Linked DNA regions of Mus musculus: region 2 is linked to region 1. The links are chromatin loops, found by intact Hi-C in ENCODE. Cell type or tissue: heart. All regions are shown on one strand. Links, peaks and the distances in the headings refer to the core of each region. The heading gives the core; the rest is flanking DNA. Region 1 holds the start of Gm24911 (a small nucleolar RNA gene). Region 2 has its middle 190 kb from the start of Gm24911.

Region 1 (16,673 bases), core at 5,243-13,242:
AATTTAGATAACCGGTGAGGAGCTCCAGACCATGGGTTATACTGAGGGCCTGTGTGCCCTGAGGTGACAGCTGACTGCTTGGTGTTTTATTTGTTTGTTTGTTTTGTTTTTTAGTTCCATAGGCTACAATATCAATAATATTGTGTCTGCCTTATAAGAATGGTTAACAGGTGCCCTCTTAACAACTAGGAATGATGGGGTGAAGCTGAGTACAAACCCATTCTGTTGCAACAGGCCTTGTCTGCCTTTGTCACTCATCAATGTCCTGTAAAGCCAGCAGTAAACTGAGATGTATTCTTTTGTTAAACTCTCTCCTATACTTACTTCATTTTCCACGTTTTACACTTTGGGCTTAAATTCCATTTTATTAATATAGATTAATACAGATTCACAATATAAGCTTGTATTCATTCAATGTCATTCCATATTCTTCATTTGCTTTTTATTCTGCTTTATTTTGCTTTTTTCACTCATATTATACATTGAAAATTTATGAGCATAAACAATAATCATTTTATATTTTATTTACACTCTCTATTCTTCTCTTCCCTTTAACTCTGAAACTTCTTTAACTTTGAAGCTCTCGACTGCAATTTTTTATTTGACTCAGTGAGTTAAGTTTCTTTGCTTGCATGGGTATGAACTGGGGCTTATGTACCAGAACATAACAGCTTGTTAGTGGATATACCATTGCAAATAATACCACAGCCTTTCCAAGCAGCCATTAACTGCTAATAGCCTGTTACTAAGAGTGGGAACTCATCAGAACTTCCTCTATTTATGATAAAATATTGAGACCCAATCCTCACTTCTAACATTTGTTCAAACTATACTCCTATAACAACTATTTTAATATTTAATGTTTATACTTTTTGGATAAACACTAAAAACATATCATTCTTCCTGTGTTTCTGTAATACCATACTTACTTATGCATCTGGTGTTGGTCAGATTGGCAGTTTTTAGAATGCTCTTTTACTACCAAGCACCACATGTTATTTTACTGTTGTCTACCCTGACATAGAAGATATTTTCTGTGAGATTTGGGGTCCTGAGAAGCCTGCATGACTCTTCCTCCTATCCATACTGTATCAATAATGTCTGCCTTTACTCCCTAGGGTAAAATCATACATTTTAGTTTTAGGGAAAGCTCAGTTGTCACCTTGGAGTGACTGATCAGTATCCTCAGACTACCTCCTCAAAATGAAGTTGCCTGTTAGTATTTTGGTGCTACTGCTGTTCAGGATTCCCAGTGTAAGAGTAATAGGAATAGAAGAGGGTGAAAATTCTCAGTTCAAAGGCTAGAAATCATCTTTAAAAAACTCTTAAAAGAAAACTTCCCTAACATGAAAAAGAGATGGCTAAAAACATACAAGAAGCATACAGAACACCAAATAAACTGGACTAGTAAATAAATACTTTCACTACACAATAATCAAAACTCTAAATGACAGAACAAAGAAAGAATAGTAAAACTATCACGGAAAATGCCAAGTAACATAAATACAGATGCTTGGGAATAACACCAGAATTCTCAACAAAGACTCTAAAAGGCAAAAGATATTGAACAGATGTCTTACAGATCCAAATATACCACAGAAGCCAGCTGAGGTTACTCTACCCTTCAAAAATATAAATCACCATAAATGGAGAAACCAAGATATTTCATGTCAAAACCAAATTTAACCAATCTAAACCTAAAATATCCTTACTATTTGATGCCATTTAAATAATGTTATGATTTTATTTCTGCAGGTATCTTAGGTTTGGGTATTAGGTATACACATTTTTAGTGTGACTCTTCTGATAAGCATAAATTGCTTTATAATTATTCCATTCCTGATGTCTTCAAAAATGAGCTAGAGAATTGGCCTGAAATTCTTCCAGTAGAGGGAGGTATAGCTCTTGCTTTTTTTACTAGAGAGATTGCAACTCAGTTACTGCTTCAATAGGCCTTTTAATTTTTCTATTTTCAAATGGTTATACATGCACAGGGCGTTGTCAAACATAGGCAGGGAATTCTGCACCTTGCTCATAACCGTCTCTTTAGTTGATAGCTTTTATAATAAAATAAATGAGGAAATTGAAAGAACATACATATTATTCATGAGCTCATTTGCATTTATTTGCCTCGGGGCAAATAAATAGTCTGTGTTTTCAGAACCATAATTATGTATTCAACTGCACTGCTATGACAAAACTCACTGGTGTCACCACCTCTCCCCAACTCATAGCAAGCACTAAAAAAAAAAAAAAAAAAAAATGCTCATACAACATGTACAATTTCCTATTGGCCTATTTTACTCTGTAGCAGTTCCAAGGTATTTACATGAAGAATTTGTTTCTCTTTGCCTACAAAAGAAATTCTTGGTATTGAATATCCCAAGTTATCCTTGTTACTAGATGAGGAAGATTTACGCACTTAGTTCTAACTACTTCTGGAAGAAATCTTATCAAGCATTTGTTTGTTTATTTGTTTTACTAATTTCAGTGTGAACATGAATTTTCCTTTCTCTGCAAAGGTACCCAAGACTTTAAGACTTCAACTGTATAATAATTATCCTTTTAGTAGTAGAACCATTTGTAGATGTACTTTTTAGTGTTTTTACTTTATAGTCCCATAAAAACATCTGATTATTGACTTCTCTTAGATCTTTCCAATCAGGATGCTTATACTATATTATAAATTATGCCATTCCCTATATAGATTTAAAAAGACTTTCTATACCAAATTATGATGTTTAACTACCCCAGAGCTCTTGACTCTAGCTGCATATGTATCAAAAGATGGCCTAGTCGGCCATCACTGGAAAGAGAGGCCCATTGGACATGCAAACTTTATATGCCCCAGTACAGGGGAACTCCAGGGCCAAAAAGTGGGAATGGGTGGGTAGGGGAGTTGGGGGGAGGGTATGGGGGACTTTTGGGATAGCATTGGAAATGTAATTGAGGAAAATATGTAATAAAAATATTTTAAAAAAAGAAAAAAAAAAGAAATAAAACTGAAAAAAAAAATCTGTTTCTTCTGTATAACTTATTCAGTGAATTATCCTATATTTTTCCATGTTCAGGTTAGACTTTTTATATTGTTAATACTGTGATTTGATTGATTTTGAATTTCATTTTTTCTTTTAAGTTCTAAATAAAAGACCCTATTTGAGTACATAATTTCTATGCATTGTATTTTAGGTTGTAATTCATCATTATATCTACTAGGTGGATTCTAATTTTGACTCAATATTTTGAGGTCCAAACAATTAATATTTCCTTTTATGTAGCTGGGATTAAGTCAGCAAACCACACAAAATCTGTCATCATTTGCATCCTGGCTGGCTCTGCTAGCACATTTTTACTTATAGGCTATTATTTGATTAATTATGGATTTTACGTATCCTTATTTTTGCTACAGTAAATAAACACTTACATGTATTTTAACTCATTCTTTCTACACGTCCACTCTCTTGGAACATTTTATTTAATTAATTAATTATACACTCTATCATATTATATGAATATATAATTTCATGTAGAGTTCGGTTTGTTCTTCATGTGTTTTCCTTTAATTTTTCTACAGAGAGTTATTTTTTTCTTTGTAGTGTTTTTGTCTGACCTGAAGATTTATACTTATAATTACAAAATATACCTTACTTTTCAATGTATGTATTCCTCTGTACATAAGTACACATATGTGTTCATACATACACATATATATATATATATATATATATATATATATATATATACACATACACATATATGTGTGTGCCTATGCATGCATTCATGCCTGTGTTTACATGTGCATTTTGTTTTTTGTAATTTCTTGCTTCCTTGTGTTCATATACAACTTGCTACATAAATTGAAGTATTCAAAAATAGAGCTTTTTAATTTTGGTTTAGAAGTAAGAATATTTTTTGAATGGTCACCAATATTTTGTCATTTTCAGTAACTAATTCTCATTTTCATGTTCAAATCCTGAATTTTGCATATAAAAACACAAAACTACAGTAGAGTGAAAATACTCTGTGCAAATGCACCTCTCTTTAGAACATGATTTTAATACTTTCAACTGTTAATATTGAACAAAATGAATAACTATTTTAAGATATATTTCATTGTTTTATCTCCATTTTTATTTCTGATTTTATTAATATGAATGCTGTCTCTGTGCCCTCTGGTTAGTCTGGATAAGGGTTTATCTATCTTGTTGATTTTCTCAAAGAACCTGTTCCTGGTTTTGTTGATACTTTGTATAGTTCTTTTTGTTTCTACTTGGTTGATTTCAGGCCCACGTTTGATTATTTTTTGCTGTCTATTCTTCTTGGGTGTATTTTCTTCTTTTCGTTTTAGAGCTTTCAGGTGTGCTGTCAAGCTGCTAATGTATGCTTTCTCCTATTTCTTTTTGGAGGCACTCAGAGCTATGAGTTTTCCTCTTAGCACTGCTTTCATTGAGTCCCATAAGACTGGGTATGTTTTGGCTTTAATTTCATTAAATCCCATAAGCTCTTTAATTTCTTTCTTTATTTCTTCTTTGAATAAGTTATCATTAAGTAGAGTGTTGTCCAGCTTCCACATGTATGTGGGCTTTCTATTGTTTATGTTGTTGTTGAAGACCAGCCTCAGTCCGTAGTGATCTGATAGGATACATGGGATTATTTCAATATTTTTGAATCTGTTGAGTCCTGTTTTGTGACCAATCATATGATCAATTTTGGAGAGGGTACCATGAAGTGCTGAGAAGAAGGTATATCCTTTTGTTTTAGGATAAATGTTCTATAGATATCTGTTAAATCCATTTGTTTCATAGCTTCTGTTAGTTTCCCTGTGTCACCCACATTCATAAAAGAAACTTTACTAAAGCTCGAAGCACACACTGCACCATACACAATAATACTGGGAGAATTCAACACCCCACTCTCTTCAATGGATTACCATATAATTGGTCACAAAACAAACCTCAACAGATACGAGAAGATTGAAATAATACCATGCATCCTACCAGATCATCATGGCCTAAGGCTGGTCTTCAAGAACAGCAAAAATCTACAGAAAATGTTTTTAAGAGGCCAGCTCCCTGTCTAGGCCTCATGGTTTTTGTCTGGTTGTCACCTTGGGCTCATTCCCCACCTTGCCCACCTGAGCATCCCCTTGAAAGTATTGTCTGTCTTAGGCCCACTCATGCCCATGGCCCTGATCATAGGCAGGATCCTTTCAGTCTCTGGCTTCCCATCCTGGAAGACTGACTGCCTCATGACAGACAGGCCTTCTTAGGCTTACTTCTTTCAGGGAATGTTAGGCTACTAATCATTCAGACATTCATAGGTCAGGACAGTTAGCTGAGCATAGACAGCCTTCATCTTCTCTGCCTCCTAGTGAAGTTCGTATGACACAAAATACACACCTGCAATGCCTCTGGAAGGCAGGAGTGCATGGCAGTCCTGATCACTCTAATTTCATACAAAAGAGAATAATAAAGTCAGAAGATATAATGCCACCTTTCTAGGGTTCCAGTTTTCCTAGTTATGCTGTTTTTTGACTGTCTCTATAAATTCGAGACTGAGTTTGCCAACTCTTTGAAACTCTTTCAGGAATATTATTTGCATTACATTGAGCTTATTAGCAAACTGAAGATGATACACAATTAAATCTCATTTATGGGACTGGAGAGAAAGCCTAGCGGATAAGAGCATTTGTTTATCTTGAAAGGGACATGGTTTTGATTTTCATCCCTCAGACGGTGACTTATACATGTTTTTATTATTTGTTTATTTAGCATATATGAGTTATGTGTCTTCACACACACACACACACACACACACACACACACACACACACACCAGAAGAGGGAATGTGATTCCATTACAGATGGTTGTGAGTTATCATATGGTCGCTGGGAACTGAACTCAGGACTTCAGGATGAGCAGTCTGTGCTCTTAACCATCCCATACCTATCTTTAATTTCAGTATCAGTTCTCACACCATCTTCTGTTCTTTGATTGTACTAGACATGTACATAATATTCTTAGGATCATGCAAACAATACATATATTCGATTTTTTAAATAAAGCAGTTCATTGTATGAAGACAGATATATTGTCTATTTATTTGTATGCTTTGTAATGTACAGGGGCGATTCTTCTATCCTTAGTGTATGTAGAGGTTTTATTGTAATTACTTTCAAATATCCATGTTGAATTTCCTTCAACATGGTTTATGAATTTGTATACTAATATTATTAGCATCCTCACCTGGGCATTGGTTCATTAGCAATCCTGTTCAAGACTAGGCTCCAATCTGAAGTGCTGGGTGGACTGCCTGGGACTTGCTTCTGAAGGTTACCTTTTATCAGTGCAAACTCAAGCTCACATTATTCCAAGTTATGCAAGATGGTTTAAGTTATGTTTCTAACAGATAAAGAGGTTTCTTTTGTGTTAGGGTTAAGGGTATGTTTATGCAATGGTTTTGGTTAGTGCAAGGGTTAGGACTATGATTGTTGCTAGGGTTACAATTAGTATTAACATTAGTACTGCAGTTATAGTCAATCATTTACTTAGTGTAGGGTTATAACTGTTGCTAGTGATATGGATAGACAAAATGTTAGGGATAGGAGTAAGGTTTGGAGTTCAAGGTTAACTTTGTTTGATTTAGGTTAAGCTAAGTGTAGGATTTCTGTTTACAGTTTAGGTCATAAGTAAGTGTAGAATTAGGGCTTAGACCAAACCTGCTGTGGTCAAGGCACAGCTAATTCAGGACAGGAGAGAAAATTTTGTGTTGAGCTGCAGCTAATCAGGCAAACTATGGTTATCTGATCCATGGGTGCAGCTAACATAAGACAAAACAAAATCCAGAAGAGAACATAGAGGATGAGCAAAGCCGGATCCTATTCAGAAAAGCACAAAGACCTTTGTCCAAGTGTACAAATCATCATGAAAACAAAAGATAACAATTCCATAGGTGCACCTAATTAAAATATATATAAAAGAAAACAGCTGCATCCAGGATCTAGCTAATCATGAAATATGCGTGAAAGTTATTACTAAAACATAACTAATCAGAAAAGCTGCACATATCTGTGTCTAGTGCTCCAAAGAGTCAGAAACAGTTTAGAAACCTGTGCACAGAGTCACAGACAAGCTAGATATTGCAGACCTCTGTGCTCATGGTACAGACAAGTTGGATGAGAATAGACACCTGTTCCCATCATAAAGTAATGATCGATTTACTACTATTGCAGTGCACATTCATGCTCTGGGACATCAGTGCTCATCGCTGTACTAGTAAAGTAGCACATGTGCACATGGATGTCTTCATAGAGTTTGAAACATGGATACACTGGTGCAGAAGGAGAACATGACACACTGATGTCCTAGTGTCACCTAGCATATGGGCATGCATGAAGAGCGGAGTAGAAGGATGTCCATGTATACATGAAAGCCCTTGTAGTAGTGCACATGGCAGTAGGAGTACACGTGTGCACACAGATGTATTGGCACATAGGTGCATATGGTGCACATTATGTATTAAAGCAGTGCACATGGAAGTATTGGAACTACAGTATACAGTAATATGTAAGTGAAGCAAATTTGAACTGATATGCAACTACAATACTTAACAGGGATGTATTTGTATGGCAGCATATGTGAATGTGCTAGTACAGTAGTACTATATTGGACAAGGGTGAACTGTGTGGCCCATGTGTGGCTGTACTACTATAGCAAAGACATGCTCAAGAACATCGGCATGTCTGTATGTACTTATACATACAAATTACTACACATGAATTTACCCATACAGCATTTCACATGAATGCAATTGTAGAGCAGTGCTTACTGACATGTGAGAACAGGAGTACACATGATTGTGCCAGTATATTTGCATATAATAGTACAGAAAAACACATGGACGTACTAAAGAACCACCATAGATTTACTATTATAGTAATGACTATGGATGTACTCCTACAATTTTACACATGGATGTCCTATTATAGATGTATACACAGTTGTGCTGTGTATACACATGTGTTGTATATACAAAACCATGTAGGTATGTGCTATAGCAGGATAAATGGGCAAAATAGCAAACCAACTCTTGGAAGTACTAGACAGGAACACACATGCTTCTGGTAAATAAGTACACATGTATGTCCATGAACAGCAGTCCACACAGGTTCACTAGTACAAAAGCACACATGGAAATAAAGTAAAGGAGTGTACATAGTTGCATTCTTGCAGGAGATATCACGCATATTCTCTCAACTTACATGCATATAAGAGTACAGGTATACTCAGATGTACTATTATAATAACACAAATGTGATGAGTCTGTGATGAGACCTACAGCAGGACTTACTTTTCATGTAAATAGACAGTTGCACACAAGCATTTACTGGTACATTACTGAAGTATGTACTAGTGGAGTAGTGAATATCCATCTATTATTAAGCACTACAAATTTTTAATATACAACAATAATTAGTTGTTGTTATAAGGACTTAGTGCACTATAAATACAACAGAAATATCTTTTTCACCTATGCAAAGGTAAGGGGTCCTTCAAAATAGCAATCTACTGTCTGCTGCTTAAAGAACACCTTAGTGAAGACATATCCAGGGTTTTGGCTCAGGGACAGAGAACAAGCCCAAAATCTTCAATGCCGCATGTCCTAATACTGATCACCAAATATATAAACAAATAATTTTAAAAATGGATCTTAACAGCTTATCAAAGATCACACCAATAGATCCAAATCCCTTCCATCAAAGCTAAATGTTATCGATTGGAGTTGAAAGTTGAATAATAATGTAAGCAGTATTTTCCAAATGTTATTTCATCCTGTTTCTATTTAAGTTATATTAAAACCCCACTTCTTATATTGATTAAAATCACTATCTATAACCACATGAACTCACACATTTTTCTAATACTTATTTCCATGTCTCTGTCAACCTGTAATGCCAGCATTCAAGATGCACAGATAAGAGTATTGCAACCTGGGACTATACAGTGAGTCTCTGTTTCAAATACCAAAGATATTTGTATTTTAATAGATGAATTAAGTCACTGTAAGGACTCACAAAGTATGAAACTTACCATTCTTCTCTACTTTTGATTTATCATAAGTAGGTCTTAGTTTGGCTGCCTTGGCTGCCAATAATGGCACAAAAGCTACAGTTAAAACAATGTTTGGGTGTGGTCACAAGCTTATTTTCCTCAGCAGTTCATTGGAGAAACTGGTGTAGAAACTCCACTGATTTGGATGGTCCACTGTGATGGGATGGTTGCTCATTGGGGCAGAAATCAAGTGCTGAAGAAGGAACTGGGACAGATTACCTTTTTATAAAAGAAAAAACTTGGATATTTTCTTTATTTACATTTCAAGTGTTATCCCCTTTCCTGGTTTCCCCTCTGCAACCCCCTATCCCATACCTCTTACCCTGATTCTATGAAGGTGCTCCCTCACCTACCCACCCATTGCTGCCTTATCCCCCTAGCATTCCTCTACACTGGAGCATCAAGCTTCACAGGACCAATGGCCTTCCATTCCATTGATGTCAGATGAGACCCCTTCAGTTCCTTCATCCTTCCCCTAAGTCCTCCATTGGGGTACCTGTGCTCAGTCAGATGTTGGCTGAAAGCATCAGCATGTATATTGGTCAAGATCTGGCAGAACCTCTCAGTAGACAGCTGTATCTGGCTCCTGTCAGCAACCATTTCTTGGCATCTGCAATAGTGTCTGTGTTTGGTATCTGCATGTGGGATGGATGCGCAGGTAGGGTAATCTCTTGATGGCATTTCCTTCATTCTTTGCTCCACTCTTTGTCCCTGTATTTCCTTTAGATAGGAGTTATTCTGGGTTAAAATTTTGGAGATGGGTGGGTGGCCCCACCCATCAACCTCAGGACCATGCCTAACCCCTGAATATGGTCTTGACAGATTCTCGTTCTCCTTTGTGGGGTATTTCAGCTAATGTCATCCCCACTGGGTCCAAAGAGGCTCTTGCTTTCCTAGCATCTGGGACTTTCTGGTTGCTACCCCCATCCCCCCATCCCCAAATGCTACACACCCCTGTTCAATTTCTTGATGTCCATACATCTCCTCCATCTCCTCCCATACCTGATTCTTCCCCTCTTCCCCCATTCTCTTCCTTCCAAATCTCCCCCACACTCTATGTCCCTTGATTACTTTGTTCCCCCTTCTAAGCAGGACTTAAGCATCCACTCTTTGGTCTTCCTTCCTCTTCAGCTTCATGTGGCCCATGAGCTGAATTGTAAGTATTCCATGCTCTTGGCATAATATCCACTTATCAGGGAGTAATACAACGTGTGTTCTTTTATAACTGAGCTACCTCAGTCAGGATGATATTTTCTAGATCCTCCATTTGCCTGCAATGTTCATGAAGTCATTGTTTTTAATAGCTGTGTAGCATTCCATTGTATATACATACCACATTTTCTGAATCCATTCCTCTGTTGAGGGACTTCTGCATTGTTTCCAGCCTTTGTTTATTATGAATATGCCTGTTATGAACATAGTGGATCATGTATCTTTATTACATGTTGGAACATCTTCTGAGTATATGTACAGGAGAGGTATAGATGGTAAAACTATGTCCAATTTTATAAGGAAACCCCAGGCTGATATCCAGAGTTGTTGTACAAGCTTGCAATTAAAACAGCAATGGAGGAGTGTTCCTCTTTCTCCACATACTTGGCAGCATCTGCTGACACCTGAGTTTTTCATCTTAGTCATTCTGACTGGTGTGACATGGAATCTTAGGGTCCTTTTGACTTGCATTTCCCTGATGACTAAGGACGTTGAACATTTCTTAATGTGCTTCCCTGCCTTTATTGTTTTCTCAGTTGAGAATTCTCTGATTAGCTTTGTTCCCCATTTTTAATAGTGTTATTTGTTTCTCTGAAGTCTAACTGCTTGAGTTCTTTGTATATATTGAATATTAGCCTCCTATTTAATGTAGCATTGGTAAAGATCTTTTGCCAGTCTGTTTGGTGTTGTTTACTTTTAACCCACACTGTTGGAACAAAAAGACTCTCAGAATGTTTTTTTAACAGTCTCTGAGAAACTCAGAATAAATTAGCCACTCTGGCTTACCTGTGTACTCAGGAGCACCAGTAGTTTTGTAGCACATAGTGTCTGTTGCCAGCCGTATCACTGATATACTTCACAAACAAGAAATTGGCTTGCTGGTCTCAATGATCCTACCACATGACTGTGTCAAAGCAGAAGAGCTGGTGAAAGGGCCAGCTCTGCACCTAATCATGTTAGGTGTACTAGACTATGCATGTCTGTTAACTAAGAGACTCAAGACCAAGGCACAACTCAAATTAATGCCACGAAAAAATCAGATAGACAACAAAACCAGGTTTCCTCAGGGACAGTTTTATCCTGTTTTCATCATTAAAAACCCAAGTAAACAATCTTACCATCATAAGTCACATACATCCTGATATCATAACATGTTGCAAAATGGAAACTGTTAACTAAATATTTTCCTTTGAATGAACATCATATGCACCAAGTGTATCACTGAGTCCCTGGAATGTGGCATTTCAGGTTGGAATCCCCCATGTAGCCATCCTCTAGGTCAAGAAATAGAACATGCTCAGGACTTCAGAAGCCTTTCAGAGGCTCCCTGTCAGCCACTTTGTCTTCAGATGTCACCACAGTCAAACATTGAAACCTACAAATTAATTTGTCTATTTTAAAAAAGATTCATTTACTTTATGTATGAGTGCACTGTCACTGTCTTCAGATACACCAGAAGATGGCATCAGATCCTATTAGAGATGATTGTGAGTCACTATGTGTTTGCTGGGAATTGAACTCGGGACCTCTAGAAAAGCAGTCAGTGTTCTTAATGTCTGAGCCATCTCCCAGTCATAATTTTGTCTATATTTGATCTATTTATTGTACATCAGTTCTATCAAAGCACTTGCTCATTTTTATATTTACGTAGTACCAATTGGAACAACTTTAGTTTCTAATTTTCAGAACAACAAAAGCATGCTTGTTTGGCATTATGGAACACGAAAATTACTGGGTATTAGCTGAATAAAAAGCAGTGATACCCAAATCTATTCTAGATTCATTCAACAATTTATCTTTGGGTTTTTAAAACTCTCTCTCATTCTCCCACCATCGCCCGACTCCTATGCCAGGAATTAGCTGTATCACTTAAGACAGAACAATACTTACCAGACAAAGAGAATACACAAGACTTTCATGACCCATGTTCTTTCCAGAAGAACTTGAGCAGCAGCAGTCTCTGTCCCTAAAGGTCATGATGGTCATTGAGAGTTGTTGTCTGCTAACATTACTGTCCCAGAGAAACTCTTTTTCAGAGGGTTCTGACAACTTGAAAGCAGGTCTTTGTTCAGTTCTTAGCAAAGAAAGTTAAGTATTTGGACTGCTATCCCTACTCCTTCTTTTTGCATAGGTTCTAGTCAGCACCAACATAGAGCAAGACAATGTGGTTTTTTTTTTAACTAGATCTAATAGAAATTTACTTAAAATATTGAACTTAGAGAATTCTGAGTAAATAGGAGAAAAATTTCTAGTCAATATATGTTTGTTTTTCTTCATTACCTATGTGTCACTTCTGATATCAACACACACACACACACACACACACACACACACACACACAATTCTTTTTAATTTTTTTAATTTGATGTGTAGGAGTATTTTGTCTGTAGGTCTCTATGTGCACCATGTGTGTGCAGTGCCCAAGAAGGCCAGATGAGTGCATCAAATTTCTGCCAATTGAAGTTTCAGACATTTGTGAACTGGCATATCAGAGCTTGGAAGAGAACTTGGAATCCTCTACAAGAACAGAACATGTTCTCAACCACTGAGCCATCTCTCCAGCTCCAGGAAAGTTAGAAATAAAATATGGCTTGAATACACATAAAGATCTAAGTCATCAACAATACTGCTTTTTTATTTGTGTGTGTGTTTGTGTGTGTTTGTGTGTGTGTATAGTATTTATGTACCTATTGGAGTGTGTGCACTCATGTGAATGTGCCAGTCTGGCCAAACCAGTGAGCTCCATGTTCAGTGACAGACCCTGTCTCAAATAAGGTAGAAAATAATAGAGAAAAAAACTTTATATTTACCTCTGCCCTACACACCCTGAAATTTTCTCTCCAAATGGCTAGAGAGACTTCATGGTGTAGAGTGATGTTAAACCATCTGACAATTTACCTTAGACAAATATTAAAATGGACAATAAAATCAGCCTTTAAGCTCACAGATTAGCTTCAAAGTTTGTAACAAACTGTTGCTAGCTGTGACCGTTGTTACTGATGCTTCTACTGGGTTATGGTAGGGAACTGAACTGGTTCTGTCACAGTGACCTAGTCAGTAATTTAAACAGTGTGTTCTAGCTAGCACTTTAAAGTATTCACCTGTTAGTTTTTCATCTAGATCATCAACAAAGAAATTTTGGTTTTCTGGAATCTAAACAACTCTATAGCTCGTGAATATAAGCATGGCATGGTTCTAGTAAGAATGATCACTGTAAGATACAAATAAAATGTTCAAGCAAAGTGCGGCACTCAAAACGAACTGTGGCTCCACCTCCTGGACATCTGAGCAAACTGCATTCCTGAGGCATGGGAGGCTAAGGGAAAGGGAAGTGGAATCTTTTTTTTTTTTTTTTTCCATTTTTATTAGGTATTTAGCTCATTTACATTTCCAATGCTATACCAAAAGTCCCCCATACCCACCCACCCCCACTCCCCTACCCACCCACTCCCCCTTTTTGGCCCTGGCGTTCCCCTGTACTGGGGCATATAAAGTTTGCAAGTCCAATGGGCCTCTCTTTTCAGTGATGGCCGACTAGGCCATCTTTTGATACATATGCAGCTAGAGTCAAGAGCTCCGGGGTACTGGTTAGTTCATAATGTTGTTCTACCTATAGGGTTGCAGATCCCTTAAAGGGAAGTGGAATCTAATCCACTGAAAGCAACAGGAAAAGTTACAGCTGACCATGGAGGCAAGATCTCCAAGAAATCTGTAAAGCTCATTTTAAATTTTAATTGTTTTCCACCATAAGGACAGACAAACTTAAAAATGTTACATCTTTATTCTTTTCTGGTAAAAAATGTGAACCAGTTTTCTGTCTGTGGTAAAGCTGACATTTCAGCTCAGATTCTTTAACTTTGACTCTCACATGTGCACTGTTACCAAGTTTCCTTAGACACACTTAGGACAAGTTCAAGTTTATGTGTACACAAACAGAAACACCCAAGAAGGTGAATTTTAGTAGCAGATTTTAAGAAGCAGACATAAAAATAGGACAAATGCAATATCAATGGCTGCTTCCCGAAAACAAAACAAACAAACAAGCAAACAATAAACACAGGATATTTCCATTTACTGTAGAGGCAAGTTCAAGAGGAACAATAAACAGCCTTAGGACTCATGGTCTGTGGCCCAACAGTTGTCATGCCCATGATGCTTGTCCCTGAGACAGGCAGATCCCTAGGTCTAAGTGTCCAGAGGATGTCATGATTTTATGGAGCATAGCTCTGCTTGTGGTTCTGTCAATCTTAACATTCTTCCTAATCTCTGGGTTGTGTGAAGATCCTAAGGGGGCTTCCAGCCCCTCACTGGCAGCATCATCTGCTCTCACAATAATAGTGTATGATCTTTCTCAAGCATTGCTGCTAGAGCAGGTAAAAGGTCCAGTCGTTACCCTAGGAAAGACCTTGGAAATGTAGATTGTCAGCAATGACCACCACCCTTAAAAAGAATTTGAAAATCTAAATTATTAGTGAAGTTACATGAAGGTATTTTTGCTGTTGTCATTGAAGTATGAAAATCTTGAGAGGCAGTCTGAAGGTCAGAAAAACATACTCTTAATGGTTGAATTAGGGAGATTTTGAGGTTAGTAAACAACGATAGTAGTTCAGCTCGCATTGGCTGACATGACTAACTGAGGCCGGACTGATGATTTAGGTAATGATTAATTTCTTGTATTCATTTTTGCCCTAAGCTTTCTGATATGATTTAATAAGGAATTGTTAATGAGTAGATGTGCTCCCCGAGGACTTAAAGTAGGATTGACTGATTGCTTTTTATAAACAAGTTTTAATTTGTGATTCTTTATGTTTTTTGTAACATTACTTTTTAGGATAAATACTAAAATAATTGATTCTTTCTTTTTAACTTCAAATTGCTGCCCGTGATTAAGAAAATTACCTTGCTTGCTCACATTTTGTTAATCTATAACGAGGTGTTTATTCATGCATATATGTGGGTTCTTGGGAAAAATTTGTGTTTGCTGTTTCTTGTTTTATTGTTTTTGTTTATTTTTATTTTTTAAATATGTTTAAGATGTTAGTGCCTCTCAAGTTGGTGTTATATGGGTGAGTAAAAAAAATCTTAAATTTGCGATGAAACTGCAATCAAGGGAACATTGGGAATTCTTAACCATAATTTTTAAGTATTTAAAGCAACGTTAGAATATATATAATATAGTATATATTATATTATATACTATATGATATATTATATATCATATAGTATCATATATCATATATTATATTAATTTATATACATAAATATATAAAATTTAAAATATAAATAAATACATAAATATATATTATATTAATGTTTTATATATATATATATATATATATTTGCTCCAATTTTAAACAATTTATTATCCTTAAAATCAATACTAGAAATGTCACTATCATGTTACAAAGTTTGGCTGCCAATTCATGGATGCATAACAGTGTAAATTTTAATGTTTTATTAAAGAGACATTGTTTTAAATCTTATCTCTTGTAAGTCTAGTTTCTAAGATAAGAATCACATAAAATATTATCTCAATTAGAAGTATCCCTAGAGGCCTAGTTTTCTGGGCTGGTATATGCCACCTGTTGTTATTTAAGATGACTTCAACCCTGAGTTACCAATTTAAAGCTAACTTTGTTACCAATGTTACACTTTTTAATCAAAACCAAGAATGCAGAGCATATTTATACCTTTAAGACCAGACAAAAACCAAATGAAGCAGTTACACAAATTTTACAAATTTGTACCAATCAAAGAATTTTACTTTTTTTCCTCCAATTTTTTACTTCATTTACATTTCAAATGCTATCCTGAATGTCCCCTATTCCCTCCCCCAACCCCCTTCCCCTACACACCCACTCCCACTTCTTGGCCTTGGTATTTTCCCTGTACTGGGGCATAGAAAGTTTGCAAGACCAAGGGACCTTTCTTCCCAATGATGGCCGGCTAGGCCATCTTCTGCTAAAAATGCAGCTAGAAACACGAGCTCTGGGGGTACTAGTTAGTTCATATTGTTGTTCCACCTATAGGGTTGTAGACCCCTTCAGCATCTTGAGTACTTTCACTAGCTCCTCCTGTGTTCCATCCAATAGCTGACTGTGAGCATCCACTTCTGTGTTTGCCAGGCACTGGCTTAGCCTCACAAGAGACAGCTATATTAGGGTCCCTTCAGCAAAATCTTGCTGGTGTATGCAATAGTGTCTGGGTTTGGTGGCTAATTATGGGATGGACCCTGGGTGGGGCAGTGTCTGGGTGGTCCATCCTTTCGTATCAGCTCCAAAATTTGTCTCTGTAACTCATTCCTTGGGTTTTTTTGTTCCCAATTTTAAGAAGGGGCGAATTGTCCACAC
Region 2 (16,673 bases), core at 3,327-11,326, 190 kb after region 1:
TATAACAACTAACTCCAGAGATTACCAGATGTCGAAAGGCAAACGTGAGAATCTTACTAACAGAAACCAAGACCACTCACCATCATCAGAACCCAGCCCTCCCACCTCGCCCAGTCCAGGGCACCCCAACACTCGAAAAGCTAGACCTGGATTTAAAAGCATATCTCATGATGATGGTAGAGGGCATCAAGAAGAACATTAATAACTCACTTAAAGAAATACAGGAAAACACTGCTAAACAGGTAGAAGACCTTAAAGAGGAAGCACAAAAATCCCTTAAAGAATTGTAGGAAAACAGGTGATGGAATTGAATATAACCATCCAAGACCTAAAAAGGGAAGTAGACACAATAAAGAAAACCCAAAGTGAGGCAACGCTGGAGATAGAAACCTTAGGAAAGAAATCTGGAACCATAGATGTGAGCATCAGCAACAGAATACAAGAGATGGAAGAGAGAATCTCTGGTGCAGAAGATTCCATAGAGAACATCGCACAACAATCAAAGAAAATGCAAAATGCAAAAAGATCCTAACTCAAAACATCCAGGAAATTCAGGACACAATGAGAAGTCCAAACCTACGGATAATAGGAGTAGATGAGAATGAAGATTTTCAACTTAAAGGGCCAGCAAATATCTTCAACAAAATTATAGAAGGAAACTTCCCAAACCTAAAGAAAGACATGCCCATGAACATACAAGAAGCCTAAAGAACTCCAAATAGAATGGACCAGAAAATAAATTCCTCCCGACACATAATAATCAGAACAACAAATGCACTAAATAAAGATAGAATATTAAAAGCAGTAAGGGAAAAAGATCAAGTAACATATAAAGGCAAACATATCAGAATTACACGAGATTTTTCACCAGAGACTATGAAAGCCAGAAGATCCTGAATAGATGTTATACAGACACTAAGAGATCACAAATACCAGCCCAGGCTACTATACCCAGCCAAACTTTCAATTACCTTAGATGGAGAAACAAAATTATTCCACTACAGAACCAAATTCACACATTATCTTTCCAGGAATCCCGCTCTTCAAAGGATAATGACAGAAAAAAAAAAACAATACAAGGACGGAAACCACATCTTAGAAAAAGCAAAAAGGTAATCCTCCACAAACCTAAAAGAAGACAGCCACGAGAACAGAATGCCAACTTTAACAACAAAAATAATAGGAAGCAACAATTATTTTTCCTTAATATCTCTTAATATCAATGGACTCAACTCCCCAATAAAAGGACATAGACAAACAGACTGGCTACATAAACAGAACCCAACAGTTTGCTGCTTACAGGAAACACATCTCAGGGAAAAAGACAGACACTACCTCAGAATGAAAGGCTGGAAAACAATTTTCCAAGCAAATGGTCTGAAGAAACAAGCTGGAGTAGGTATTCTAATATCTAATAAAATCAACGTTCAAACCAAAGTCATCAATAAAGACAAGGAGTGGCACTTTATACTCATCAAAGGTAAAATCCTCCAAGAGGAACTATCAATTCTGAATATTTATGCTCCAAATACAAGGGCAGCCACATTCATTAAAGAAACTTTAGTAAAGCTCTTTTGGGAGACTTCAACACACCACTTTCACCAATGGACAGATCATGGAAACAGAAACTAAACAGGGACACAGTGAAACTAACAGAAGTGATGAAACAAATAAATCTAACAGATATTACAGAACATTTTATCCTAAAACAAAAGGATATACTTTCTTCTCAGCACCTCATGGTACCTTCTCCAAAATTGACCACATAATTGGTCACAAAACAAGCCTCATCAGATACAAAAATATTGAAATTGTCCCAAGCATCCTATCAGATCACCAATGACTAAGGCTGATCTTCAATAACAAAATAAATAATAGAAAGTCAACATTCACGTGGAAACTGAACAACACTCTTCTTAATGATACCTTGGTCAAGGAAGGAATGAAGAAAGAAATTAAGGACTTTTTAGAGTTTAATGAAAATGAAGCCACAACATACCCAAACTTATGGGACACAATGAAAGCATTTCTAAGAGAAAAACTCATAGCTCTGAGTGCCTCCAAAAAGAAACTAGAGAGAGCACACACTAGCAGCTTGACAACACACCTAAAAGCTCTAGAACCAAAGGAAGCAAATTCACCCAAGAGGAGTAGAAGGAAGGAAATAATCAAACTCAGGGGCGAAATCAACCAAGTGAAACAAGAAGAACTATTCAGAGAATAAACCAAATGAGGAGCTGGTTCTTTGAGAAAATCAACAAGATAGATAAACCCTTAGCCAGACTCACTAGAGGACACAGGGAAAGCATCCTAATTAACAAAATCAGAAATGAAAACAGAGACATAACAACAGATCCTGAAGAAATCCAAAACACCAACAGATCCTTCTACGAAAGGCTATACTCAACAAAACTGGAGAACCTGGATGAAATAGACAAGTTTCTAGACAGATACCAGGTAACAAAATTAAATTAAGATCAGGTTAATGATCTAAACAGTCCCATATCCCCTAAAGAAATAGAAGCAGTCATTAATAGTCTCCCAGCCAAAAAAAGCCCAGAACCAGATGGGTTTAGTGCAGAGTTCTATCAGACCTTCAAAGAAGATCTAATCCCAGTTCTTCAGAAACTATTCCACAAAATAGAAGCAGAAGGTACTCTACTCAACTCATTCTATGAAGCCACAATTACTCTGATATATAAACCACAAAAGACCCAACAAAGATAGAGACCTTCAGACTAATTACCCTTATGAATATCGATGCAAAAATCCTCAATAAAGTTCTCACTAACGGAATCCAAGAACACATCAATACAATCATCCATCCTGACCAAGTAGTTTTTATCTCAGGGATGCAGGGGTGGTTCAATATATAGAAATCCATCAACATAATCCAGTATATAAACAAACTCAAAGACAAAAACCATGTGATCATCTCGTTAGATGCGGAGAAAGCATTTGGCAAAATACAACACCCATTCATGATAAAAGTCTTGGAAAGATCAGGAATTCAAGGCCCATACCTAAACATGATAAAAGCCATCTACAGCAAACCAGTAGCCAATATCAAAGTAAATAGTGAGAAGCTGGAAGCAATCCCACTAAAATCAGGGACTAGACAACGCTGCCCACTTTCTCCCTACCTATTCAGCATTGTACTTGAAGTCCTAGCCAGAGCAATTCGACAACAAAAGGAGATCAAGGGGATACAAATTGGAAAGGAAGAACTCAAAATATCACTTTTTCGAGATGATATAATAGTATATATAAGTGACCCTAAAAATTCCACCAGAGAACTCTTAAACCTGATAAACAGCTTCAATGAATTAGCTGGATACCAAATTAACTCAAACAAGTCAATGGCCTTTCTGTACACAAAGAATAAACAGGCTGAGAAAGAAACTAGGGAAACAACACCCTTCTCAATAGTCACAAATAATATAAAACACCTTGGCCTCTGTAAGACAAAGCTTGGAGCTGAGACAAAAGGATGGACCATCTAGAGACTGCCATATCCAGGGATCAATCCCATAAGTAGCCTCTAAAGGATGACACCATTGCATACACTAGCAAGCGTTGGCTGAAAGGACCCTGATATAGCTGTCTCTTGTGAGACTAGGCCGGGGCCTAGCAAACACAGAAGTGGATGCTCACAGTCAGCTATTTAATGGAGCACAGGGCCCCCAATGGAGGAGCTAGAGAAAGTATCCAAGGAGCTAAAGAGATCTTCAACCCTGTAGGTGCAACAACATTATGAACTAACCAGTACCCCGGAGCTCTTGACTCTAGCTGCATATGTATCAAAAGATGGCCTAGTCGGCCATCACTGGAAAGAGAGGCCCATCGAACTTGCAAACTTTATATGCCCCAGTACAGGGGAATGCCAGGGCCAAAAAATGGGAATGGATGGGTAGGGAAGTGCGGGGCGGGGGGGTATGGTGGACTTTTGGGATAGCATTCTAAATGTAATTGAGGAAAATATGTAATAATAAAAAATATTTTAAAAAATAAAAAACAAAAAACACCTTGGCCTGACTCTAACTAAGGAAGTGAAAAATCTATATGATAAGAATTTCAAGTCTATGAAGAATGAAATTAACGAACATCTCAGAAGATGGAAAGATCTCCCATGCTCATGGATCGGCAGGACAAATATAGTAACAATGGCTATCTTGCCAAAAGCAATCTACAGATTCAATGAAATCCCCATCAAAATTCCAACTCAGTGAATTAGAAAGCAACATCTGCAAATTCATCTGAAGTAACAAAAAACCTAGGATGGCAAAAACTCTGCTAAAGGATAAAGAAAGTCTGGTGGAATCACCATGCCTTACCTAAAGCTGTACTACAGAGCAATTGTGATAAAAACTGCATGGTACTGGTATTCATGTATTTGGTTTTTCCTATAAGGCAGACCTTAAGCCCAATATTATTTTTTTCCAAAAACAGTTTTTATTAGATATTTTTTTCATTTACCTTTCAAATGTTATCCTGAAAGTTCCCTGTACCTCCCCACCCCGCCCTGCTCCCCAACCCACCCATTCATGCTTCCTGGCCCTGACATTCCCCTGTACTGGGGCATATAATCTTTGCAAGACCAAGGGCCTCTTCTCCCAATGATGACCAACTAGGCCATCTTCTGCTACATATGCAGCTAGAGACACAAACTCTGGGGGTACTGGTTAGTTCATATTGTTGTTCCTCCTATAGGGTTGCAGACACCTTTAGCTCCTTGGGTACTTTCTCTAGCTCCTCCATTCGAGGCCATGTGTTCCATCCAATAGATGACTATGAGCATCTATTTTTTGTATTTGCCAGGAACTGGCAAAGCCTCACAAGAGACAGTTATATCAAGGTCCTATCAGCAAAATCTTGCTGGCATATGCAATAGTGTCTGGGATTGGTGGTTGTTTATGGAATGAATACCAGGGTGGGGCAGTCTCTGGATGGTCCTTCCTTCTGTCTCAGCTCCAAACTTTATCTCTGTAACTCCTTCTGTGAGTATTTTGTTCCCAATCTAAGAAGGAACGAAGTATCCATACTTTGGTCTTCCTACTTTTTGAGTTTCATGTGTTTTGCAACTTGTATCTTGGGTACTCTAAGTTTCTGGGCTAATATCTACTTATCAGTGAGTGCATATCATGTGTGTTCTTTTGTGTTTGGGTTACCTCACTCAGGATTATGTCCTCCAGATCCATCCATTTGCCTAAGAATTTCATAATTTCATTGTTTTTTATAACTGAGTAGTACTCCATTGTGTAAATGTACCAAATTTTCTGTATCCATTCCTCTGTTGAGGGACATCAAGGTTCTTTCCTGCTTCTGGCTTTTATAAATAAAGATGCTATGAACATTGTGGAGCATGCGTCCTTATTACAAGATGGAACATCTTCTGTATATATGCCCAGGAGAGGTATTGCTGGATCTTCCTGTTGTACTATGTCCAATTTTCTGAGGAACTGCCTGACTGATTTCCAGAGTGGTTGTGCCAGCTTGCAATCCCACCAGCAATGGAGGATTGTTTCTCTTTTACCACATCCTCACTAGCATCTGTTGTTACTTGAATTTTTGATCTTAGTCATTCTGACTACTGTGAGGTGGAATTTCAGGGTTGTTTTGATTTGCATTTCCCTGATAATTAAGGATATTGAACATTTTTTTTTTCAGGTGCTTCTCAGACATTCGGTATTCTTTAGTTGAGAATTCTTTGTTTAGTTTGTGCCCCATTTTTAACGGGGTTATTTGATTTTCTGGAGTCTAGATTCTTGAGTTCTTTGTATATATATTGCATATTAGTCCTCTATCGAATTTAGGATTGGTAAAGATCCTTTCCCAATCTGTTGGTGGCCTTTTTATCTTATTGACAGTTTAAACCCAATTTTAAATAGCTGTTGTATAACCCATAACTTTCATGCTACTTTTGGTCACATGATCAAAGATTACATTTAAGGTCATTATTGTAGTTTACAAGCTTCACAGTTGGGTAAAAATTGGGTAGTTTTTGCCCTCTTGGCTGCTCACATATCACCTTTTTGTATTCTGAAAACTAGCCATCAGGGGGTTCCTGCTCCCTGATCAATAATGACTTATTTCTCTACATTTTTCTTAACAAATGTGTCTAGTGTCTCTAGAAATAGCATCTTACCATAAATCCTTGTGGGAAACTGTCTTACTTTTCACACTACACTTGTGAGAAATATGACAACCAGAAGAGAAGCTCTGAGAAAGTTAGAGAGAAGGTATGGTGGCTGGAGCAGCACCTTAAAGCTCATATCAACAACAAATAGTAAATGACAAAAATGTAATGGTTCATAGTGTTGAAATCTCCAAGCTTACATCATTTTTTGCCCACATACTTCTAGTAAGACTACACTTCCAATACCTATGGTGACAGCAACCAAAGACCATGTATTCACATAATTCTCATTCAAACCATTACAGCAACTAAGAACAATATCTATCACCCATATGGTTTTGGGGCATCTCCACTGTATCTCTCTGATCAACATCTTGATGGGAGGTATCACAAACTTGGTAGAAGGCTTTTTAGTTTGCAATCTACAGCTTTGGCAATGAGTATATTGCTCTATGCAGGGAAAACCCACTTAACCTCTTTCTATTCATAAGAAAATAAATGAAATATATCAGCACCATTTATTGAAGATGTCTTCTTTTTTCCATTGTATATTTTTGGTGTCTTTGTCAAAGATCAAGTGACTATAAGTGTGTGGTTTTATTTCTAGGTCTTCAATTCTATTCCATTGATCAACATAACTGTCTCTGTACCAATACTAGGCAGTTTTTATCACTATCACTCTGTAGTAAAGCTTGAGGTTAGAATGGTGATTCCCCAAGCTGTTCTTTTATTGTTAAGAATTGTTTTCTCTACTCTGTTTTTTGTTTGTTTGGTTTTTTGTTTGTTTGGTTTTTTGTTTGTTTGTTTGTTTGTTTGTTTGGGTTTTTTTCCCCCCTTTGGTTTTTTCCTTTCCAGATGAATTTGAGAATTGGATTTTTATGGGGATTGCATTGAATTATAATAGGCTATGTTATGGCTCTTTACCATGTCCTTACAGTTAATTTTCCCTCCTCCAACTCCCTTCTAGCCTCATCCTCAAATCCATCTCCACAAAAACCATTAATATCCATATTTTTCTTTCTTTCATATCACCTGTGCTCTACAGGATCTTTTCTCCCTTCCTTACCTCAATGGACCCTTCCTAGTTTTCTGGATTCCACAACTACTCAAAATTAAACATACATCTCTAAGTTTACCTTTACAATATAATCCTTTACAATTACATCCATTTCCCTGGACATTTTATAATTTTATTTTTCTTTATATCTATATAAATAGTTTTTAAATATCAAAGAAATGAAGTAATGGTATTTTCAGGAAATTGGAAACAACTGAAGATAATTATATTAATTTAATTATGTAGATATTGGAATGAGAAACCAACTATAACAAGGTTTCTTTCATTTGTGTTTATTAAAGCCTATATAGAAACATAATCATATGTATGTATATGACACAAATTAAAAGTGAAACTTTCCAGAGTAACAAACTGTTAGGTTTTGGATGTGATATCATAGTTTTAAAGGAAACAGAAAGAATAACTGAGGACATAGATATTCGTTATAAGGGGTTGTGGGAAGCCACAAACGCCATTACAAGATGGCACTGGCTACCACTGGCCACCACCCATGATTATGGGTATACAACCAATGTGTGCATGTGCATAAGAGTTTTTTGCCGAGTCACTGCCTGGCCCGACACATATTAATGAGGTACTGATAGCATAACCAATCAGGTATGGACACGTCACTCCTAGGCCTATATAAGCAGCGCCATTTCTTGGCTCGGGGTCTTTTCGCCTCTGTAATTGAGCTCTCCCAATAAACGTGTGCAGAAGGATCCTATTGTGGCGTCGTTCTTGCTGGCGAGTCGGGCGCTGACAAGAGGTATTAATACATACTGTGGATAGATAAATGGAGGAAAATAGCGTCAAGGGGTGCTGCAGTGAGAGTTTATTTCCTAGCACCAGAGACAGGCAGCATGAAGGGAGAATCTCTGCAAGGAATCAGAACCCACAGGACAGAAGAGAAATCTGTTTCGTTATAGTTTAAGGGTTTGTAGAAGTTTACACCATGAGCCTTCAGATAGTATTTCTAATTCCCAGGTGGACAAAAACTTAAATCTAGCACCCTTTTTTGTTCTCTCATTACCCTGGTGAGAAATCATATTTTGAATGTCGCTATAAGGTGCACACCTGTCAGTATACATGATAGTGGGAGAATTCCTATTTTTCCCATTAAACAATTAATTTATTAATTTTATCTTCTGGTTGTTGCCACTGCTACCAGTCCATCCCTCTCCCATCTGCATCACTACGTTACCCTCTGAGTGGGTGGAGGCCCCACTGGGTATCTGTCAACCCTAGCACATCAAGTCTCTGCAGGGCTAGGTACATCTTCTACTGCTGAGGCTAGACAGGGCAGCCCACCAAGAGGACTGGACTCTACATACAGGCAACAGAAAGCTCCCATTTGCAATGTTCCTGTAGCACCAGATATTATCCAGAAGAGTGGGAAAGTTGCTATAAAGGAGTTGCTAAATCCTAACATCCTAACATTTCATACGTACACACACACACACACACACACACACACACACACACACAGACACGCGTGCGCGTGTGTGTGTGTGTCTGTGTGTGTGTATAATGTGCCCTTAGTCCCAGAACTCTGGAGGCAAAGGCAGAGTCAGGAGGATCTCTGATTTTAAGGTCAACCTGGTCTGCAGTGTGAGTTTCAGAACCTCTAGGGCTACACATGGAAGCCATGTGTAAAAAAACCCAAAGTATGAGAGAGAGAGAGAGAGAGAGAGAGAGAGAGAGAGAGAGAGAGAGAAAGAAGAAGAAGAAGAAGAAGAAGAAGAAGAAGAAGAAGAAGAAGAGGAGGAGGAGGAGGAGGAGGAGGAGGAGGAGGAGGAGGAGGAGGAGGAGGAGGAGGAGGAGGAGGAGGAGGAGAGGAAAGAGAGAGGAGAGAGAGGAGAATGACTTGCTTATAATATGATCTGTTGATCATATCCCTGAATTGTTGGTTGTCATGGGAGCAACAAGTACTGAACCTTCTTAAGCTTTAGTGCACGCTTTGGTGAATAAAATCCCTCAAATATCAATATGAGAAGACATGGGTGTTTTGTAGTTCTGTAGATTAAGGCAGAATTCAAGATTTTCTGTAGGATTTCAGGATAGTCTAATACATGAATCTCTGACACATTTTAAAAAATCATGGCCTTGTGCACCCAGTACCTGCATAATAAATCCAGATTTTCATACTGATGTCCTTTTATCCAAGAGAGAAAACAAGAGGGCATTTTTTTCCATCATTTTGTTCACAGTGGTGGACCTTACATTTGCTTGGCTTTCCTCAAACAGCTGAATATGTCTGTAAATTGTATATTTTTTCCCTAAGGAGATACACACATTCTAATATGACATCAAAGTACAGTGGTAATCTTGCCTTGACTTCCAGTGGTTCCTCAGTTCAAATACTAAGACTGAGCCAGCCTCACCTTGTTCGGAGACTGCATATATTCTACATGGTTGATAAGAGCCTCAGAGATGAACAAGGAGAAAACAGAAGTGGGGGGACTTCTTCTTAATGGGACAATATGTTTTCCTCAAGACAGCAATCTCCTTCAAAGTCTCCAATGGAGAGCCTATTAGCTTTTCAGTACTGGTGAGAAAATTCTTTTTTCCTATCTTCTTTTTTCCCCCCCTCTCTTCTAAGAATTCTTCCATTTACTCTGTGATTTTTTTCTCAGTGTTGCTCAAAATTCCCTGCTTCCTTTTGCTGGTAGCTGCTTGATGACCTCTGTGATTAACGGAAAGGTCTTGCTTTCTTTCTCTCTCTTCCCTATTTCTCTTCTGTCACTTCTGACATGTATAGTTTGCTTATAGTATTGTTTAATTTTTAAACTCTATATGTTTTTTTTTTACTTAGCACTTTATATATTTTTATTTTTTGTGTATATGAGATAGTTTATGAAACTTGAACCAAAGCTGTGGATGACTCCTATTTCCAACTGGATGGAACTACTTCCATAGCTTATTATAGAAGTGAGCCACCTGGTGAATTCTGTTCTTCATGAGACTAAAGCAGAATTTAGCATTCTTATCCAGTTTGTTCCTCTCAAGTTCCTTGTGGACAGAGCCTGCTTTCTTAATCACATGGTAGGTCCTCAGGGACATCAGTGACATTGGACTTAAGGATTATCAATATTTTATTACCTGTCACATAACAGCCATGTACCACACTACATAAGTGCCTCAGGATCACACCTATTTAGGAGGTAGTCAGGCCTTTCTTCCCCTGTTTGTAAATTGTTTCTTCATCTTCTCAGATGTCATTTTCAGAGCTGTAGGAGCACTAAGACAGTAGAGTAGTACCAACTGGGAAAGACCCTTCCCTGGAAGGGAAGCATGTGAGTCATGATGGTGGAGGTCTGGTTTCAGCGAGTGACACAATAATTTTAATGAGCTGTATTCCAAGTCTGTTTTTAAATTATTTTATTAACAAGTTTTTGAATCAAGAAGAGACCACAAATTTCTTAAGTTCCTCCTACCTTCTACACCCTACAGTCCCTGCTTCTGCTTTCTCAAAGCAAGTATGCCTCTTCAGTATGGGGCTGCCACATCACTAGGTACAACTGTCCAGTGAATTACCTCAATTTAATTGTTTTTGATACTATAGTTTTTAAAAAGTTACAAAAAACAATAAACTTTGAAAAATTTAAACCACAACATGGTAATGTAAATGAGCCCATTTTCTCAATTTTCGAGAAATTAAAAAAAAATCAAATATGTAAATTTAATGTGATCATCAGAATTACTCTTCAAAACTTCATTGGATACACTTCAAAACTTTATTGGAAAAAAAGGTTTTTAAAGTGAATTTGTTTCCAGGAAAAGATAAATCAGATAACAGGGTAGGTTTTATTAAATGTGACCATGGAAAGCCCAATCTGCACATCTGCTACATATGTGTAGGGGGCCTAGGTTCAGCTCATGCATGGTATTTGGTTGTTCGTTCAGGCTCTGTGAGCCCACCTGAGGCGAGGTTATTTTACTCTATATGTCATCTTGTAGTGTTCTTGACTGCTCTGGCTCCCTCAGTCCTTTGCCCCACTTTTAAAAGACACCCAAGCTCCACCTATTGTTTGGCTGTTGTTCTCTGCACTGTTTCTATCAGCTGTTGAATGAAGCCTCTCAGAAGACAGTTATTCTAGATTCCTGCCTTTAAACATTGCAGATTATCAATAATAGTGTGAGGGGGCTGCCTCCCACCCATGGGGTGGGTCTTGAGCTGATCCAATCCCATTGGCCATTTGCACAATCTCTTTTCCATCTTTATTCCCACATATCTTATAGATAGAATAAATTTTAGGTCTTAGGTTTTGTGCATGGTTTGGTTTCCCAGTGCCTCCACTGGAAATCCTGCCTGCTTACAGGGGGTGGCCACTTCAGGCTCAATATCTCTTACTGGTAGGAGCCTCAGCTAGAGCAACCTCCATAGACTTCCAGCAACCTTCCAATTCCCAGGTCTCAGGCTTGTCCCCAAAATGGCTCCATACTAATTTCAGTTCTCCCTCCAAGCCATCTACCTCTTCTACTTTCCAAACACCTTATCTCCACCCCTTTCCTACCCAGTTCCCTCCCTCCACCCACCTCCAATGTCTATTTTATTTCCCTTCCTGAATGATCTTCCCATGGGTCCTCCTTGATATTTAGATTCTTTTGGTCTGTGAATTATAGCATGACTGACCTGTACTTTCTGGCTAATAGCCACTTATAACTAAATAAATACCATGTGTGTCTTTCTAGGTCTGGGAAACCTCGCACAGGATATTTTCTAGTTTCATCTATATGATTGCATACATCATGGTGCCATAGTCTCCTGTACCTATGCAATTAAGGTTATTCTTCATTTTTTTCTATTAATTTTAATGTATCTGGTTGAGGTCTTTGACCCATTTGGACTTAATTTTGTACAAGATGATAGATATGTATCTATTTGCATTCTTACACATACAGACATTCAGTTACACCAGCACCATTTGTTGAAGATGCTTTATTTTTTCATTGTATGATTATGGTTTCTTTGTCAAAAAGCAACTGCCCATAGGTATGTGGGTTTATTTCTGGTTCTTTGATTTGATTACATTGATCAACCTGCCTGTTTCTTTTTTCTAATTGGATATTTTCTTTATGTACATTTTAAGTGTTATCTACTTTCCCACCCCCACCCCCTGGAAACTCCCTATCCCATCCCCTCTCCCCCTGCTTCTATGAGAGTGTTCCCCCACCCACCCACTCTTGCCTCCCCACCTTGGAATTCCCATAAACTGGTTCATTCAGCCTTCACTGGACCAAGGGCCTCTCCTCCCATTGATGTCCATCAAGGCCATCTATCCTCTGCTACATATGTTGTTGGAGCCATGGGTCTCTCCATGTGTACTCTTTGGTTGGTGGCTTAATCCCTGGGAGCTTTGGGAGGTCAGGTTGGTTGATATCATTGTTCTTCCAATAGGGTTCCAAACCCTGCATCTCCTTCAGTCCTTTCTCTAACACCTACACTGGGGACCCCATGCTCAGTCCAATGGATACCTACAAGCATACACCTCTGTATTTATCAGGCCCTGGCAGAGCCTCTCAGGAGAAAGCCATGGTTTTTATTAGAATCATGACAGCTCAAATTCAGGGATTATGATACCTGTAGAAGTTCTTTTATTGTTCTCAATTGTTTTTTGCTATCCTTTTTGTTTGTTTGTTTGTTTGTTTGTTTGGTTTGGTTTGGTTTGGTTTTTAATTTTCCATATGAAGTTGAGAATTGCTCATGCAAGGTCTGTAAAGAGTTGTTTTGATGCTGGGTGTGGTGGTGCACGCCTTTAATCCCAGCACTCAGGAGGCAGAGGCAGGCAGATTTCTGGGTTCGAGGACAGCCTGGTCTATAAAGTGAGTTCCAGGACAGCCAGGATATACAGAGAAACCCTGTCTCAAAAAACAAAATTAAAAAAAAAAAAGAGTTGTCTTGGAGAGCACAAGATATATGTGAAAGAGGATTGAAAGTAGTATTTTAGCCAGGTTCTGGTGGTATACATGTTCAATCCTAGTGTTCTGGAGTCAGAGGCAGGTGTATCTTTGTGAGTTTGAGGCCAGCCTGGTCTACATAGTGAGTTCCAGGACAGTCAGGGTACACAGAGAAACAAACAAACAAACAAGCAAACAAACCAAAATTTAAAAAGAGAAGAAGAAGAAAATGTTTTTAATCTTATGTGGTCCACAATAATTGGCGTGGGGGTTCTCCCTGAACCTGCCTGACTGTGGTCCTATTCCTCTAGTATGATCCTGCTGCATATAAGAATGGATCCTGTTTTTGCATCCATTCATTAGCTTGTGTGTGTGTGTGTGTGTGTGTGTGTGTGTGTGTGTGTGTGTGTGTGAGAGAGAGATTTAAATTGGGGAATTGAGTCCACTGATGTTAAGAGATATTAATGACCAATGATTGTTAATTCCTGTTACTTTAATTTTGGTGGTATAAATGTGAGTGAGTGTGAGTGTGTGTGTGTGTGTGTGTGTGTGTGTGTGTGTGTGTGTGTGTTTCAGTGGACAAATTCAGGTTGTCAGACTTGGGGACAGATGATTAATCATGAAGTCTTCATGCCACTGTCAAACCCATATGTCACCTTTATAAGATTTTTGTTATTAATATATATTAGAGGTTTAGTAGTCTCATCAGTATTTTGTATTCATGCAGCAGTAAAACTTAGTTGTTAAACTTCCCTCTTGAGGCAGAAATATAATAAAAGCCAGATGTGGCAGGATGTATCTACAAAGAAATAGCACCACCCAGTTACAACACAGCTGATATACATACAACCTCACAAAAACTGTGATAGCTCACACAAACCTGTACAAATTCATACTATACAAAATTCTTTCATAGAGAAGGGGAGGTAAACACAAAGTTTCACCCCTACCAAAGAAGCTGTTGGCACTGATACCTACTGCAAAATGGGAAATGATTTTCTCCAACATAGTGTAATAATCTTTAATGTAATATCACAATATATATCCAAATAATATAAAGCCAAGAATTAGATATCAACAAACCAGATAGCTCAATTAAAATTCTGGTCAGAGTTAAACACATATTTCTGAACAGAGGATTCTCTAATGGTTGAGAAACATTTAAAGAAATGGTGAACATCCTTAGTCATCGGGGAAATGCAAATCAAAGTAACTGTGATTCCACCTTACACCCATCATAATTGGTAAGATTAAAAAAAAAAAAAAACCTCAAGGAACAGCATATGAAGATATGGAGCTAAGAAAACACCCCACCATTGGTGATGGGAGTTTAAATTTGTACAAACACTCTGAAAATCAACTTGTTGGTTTCTAAGAAAATTGGGAATAGTTCTACCTCAAGACCCTGGGCGTATGCCCAAAAGATGTGCAGCCATACTACGAAGGCATTTGCTCAACTATGTTCATAGTAGTTTTACTTGCAATAATCAGATGCTGAAAACAACCCAGATATCCCTCACCCTAGAAACAATCCAGATGTCCCTCCACAGAAGAATGACTAAAGAAAATGTGGGACATTTACACAACAGAATACTACTGATCTATTAAAAATCAAGAACATCACAAAATTTGCAGACAAGTGGATGGAACTAGAAAACATCATCCTGAGTGTGGTAACCCAGACCCATAAGGGCATGAATGTTATGTGCTCACATATGAGCTGATGTTAGCCAGAAAGTCCAGGATATCCAGACTATAATCCATAGACCCAAATAAGCTAATTAACAAGGAGAGCCCAAGGAAGGATGCTATAATCTGACTCAGAATGGCAAATAAACCATTCATGAGAGTTGGATAGAGGGAAGGAAGTTGGCAGAAGAGGGATTGGAGAGCGGAATGGTGGTGGGGTGGAGTGGGGTGGGGCTGTCAGGTATAGGGAGAGCCTGGAGTAGAGGAACAGTAGAGTGCATGGAAACTAGCAGTCAACAGGTATGGGGCATCTCTGGGATAAGTCAGAGACTTAAGCTAGGGGAGGCTCCAAGGAATCTATGAGGATGACATTAGATGAAACTCTGAGCAGTAAACGATATGGAGCTTGAAGAGGCCACCCCTTTATCCATGTGGGACTCCCTGTAGAGGACCTACAAAAACTTCTACCACAAATTTGTCCTGCCTACAACAAATACAGGAACAAAGAGTACAGTCTGAGGGAATGACCAACTACTCTTTGGCCCAACTTGAGACATATCCCATGGGAAAGAATTAACCCTGACACTACTAATGATACTGTTATGCTTTCAGACAGGAGTCTAACATAGCTATCCTCTGAGAGGCTCCACCCAGACATTGAAGGAAAATGATGAAGAGAATCACAGGTAAACATTAGACAGAGGTCAAAGAGTCTTGTGAAAGAGTTAGGGAAAGAATTGAGGGTCTAGGAGGTATTTGGGACCCACAGGAAGAATAACAGAGTCAACTACCCTTGGGAGCTCTCAGAGACTGAACCACCATCTAAAGAGCATACATGGGCTGGACTGAGCCCCCCTCACATATGTAGAATACGTACAGCTTTGTCTTCATGGGGGGCCAATAAGTTTAGGGGAGATGTCCCTCACTCTCTTGCCTGCCTTTGTATAATGTTCTCCCGAACTGGGATGCCATGTATGGCCTCAGTAGGAGAAGATGTGCCTATTAGTCCTGCAGTGACTTGATGTTCCAGAGTGGGTTGGTACCTGGGGCCAGGGGTCTCTCTTTTCATAGAGAAGAAGAGAAGGGGGAGGGGCTATGTGAGGGGAGCACTTGAAGAAGAGGAGAGTACTTCCATCAAGATGTAATGTGAATATAAAAAAGAGTAAAGAACAAAGAAGCAGAGGTGCAGCTTGGTATTCACGAGGGTCTCTCAACAATAGAGTGGGGGCTTCAACAACTCTGTTGTCCACCTATAGATCCTCTTCCCCTTAAATGGTGCCTGTCTTGTCTTAGTGGAAAAGGATGTGCCTAATCTTGCAGTGACTTGGGTGGCCAGAGTGAACTGGTATCCAAGGTGGGGGGAACTCCTCTTTCTTAGAGTTAGAGGTAAAAGAAAGGGATAGTGTAGGGAAAGGCCTTCTGATGGCTGTGGGGAAGTACTGTGTAAATAAATGTAAAACAATAAATGTAAAAATAATAGTGTTTCATTAAGAAAATACATGATTCAGTGCATGTTTATAATCCTGACATCTGGAATATAAAAGGAGGAGGCTCAGGAGTTCCAAACCAGTCTGTATGTAGTGATATGTTTCAGTGCTTTACCGTAGAAAAACCTTTCCATTTCAATTGTAAAAGATAGCCTGTCATCGGCTTTATTCATAGTATTTCCAATTGTACTTTCTTTATGTAGACTTGTATAGAATATCCTGAAATTTCCATTTCATTAATTATTGTCATAGAAATGCTCCACAATGAACACAGGAGTTTATTGCCTAAACTCAACAATGCTTTCACTTATTCTGAAGATACTGAAACTGCCATGTCAATTTTAAGTCATATGTACCTTAAAAACCTCAGGTTATTGACAAAAGGATTATAACAATGTGTTTC

Evidence for each region. Hi-C counts contacts between places; a loop is a spot of excess contacts. Peaks named below come from ENCODE experiments on the same cell type or tissue, not always from the same donor. Only the 100,000 strongest peaks of a DNase experiment are listed, where the experiment ranks them.
Region 2: a loop joins it to region 1, with 11 times the contacts of the local background. A loop is called at or near these places in 11 of 42 quality-filtered maps.

What each region holds. Positions count from the first base shown.
Region 1 is chr6:67,799,089-67,815,761 of GRCm38, forward strand. Gm24911 (a small nucleolar RNA gene) reads right to left here and starts at 5,422; the gene lies at 5,287-5,422. It also overlaps Igk. In heart, for the core only: no CTCF peak of the experiment used is centred there; no DNase peak of the experiment used is centred there.
Region 2 is chr6:67,990,791-68,007,463 of GRCm38, forward strand. It overlaps Igk. Among named protein-coding and RNA genes, the nearest start is that of Gm24911, 190 kb to the left of the region's middle. In heart, for the core only: no CTCF peak of the experiment used is centred there; no DNase peak of the experiment used is centred there.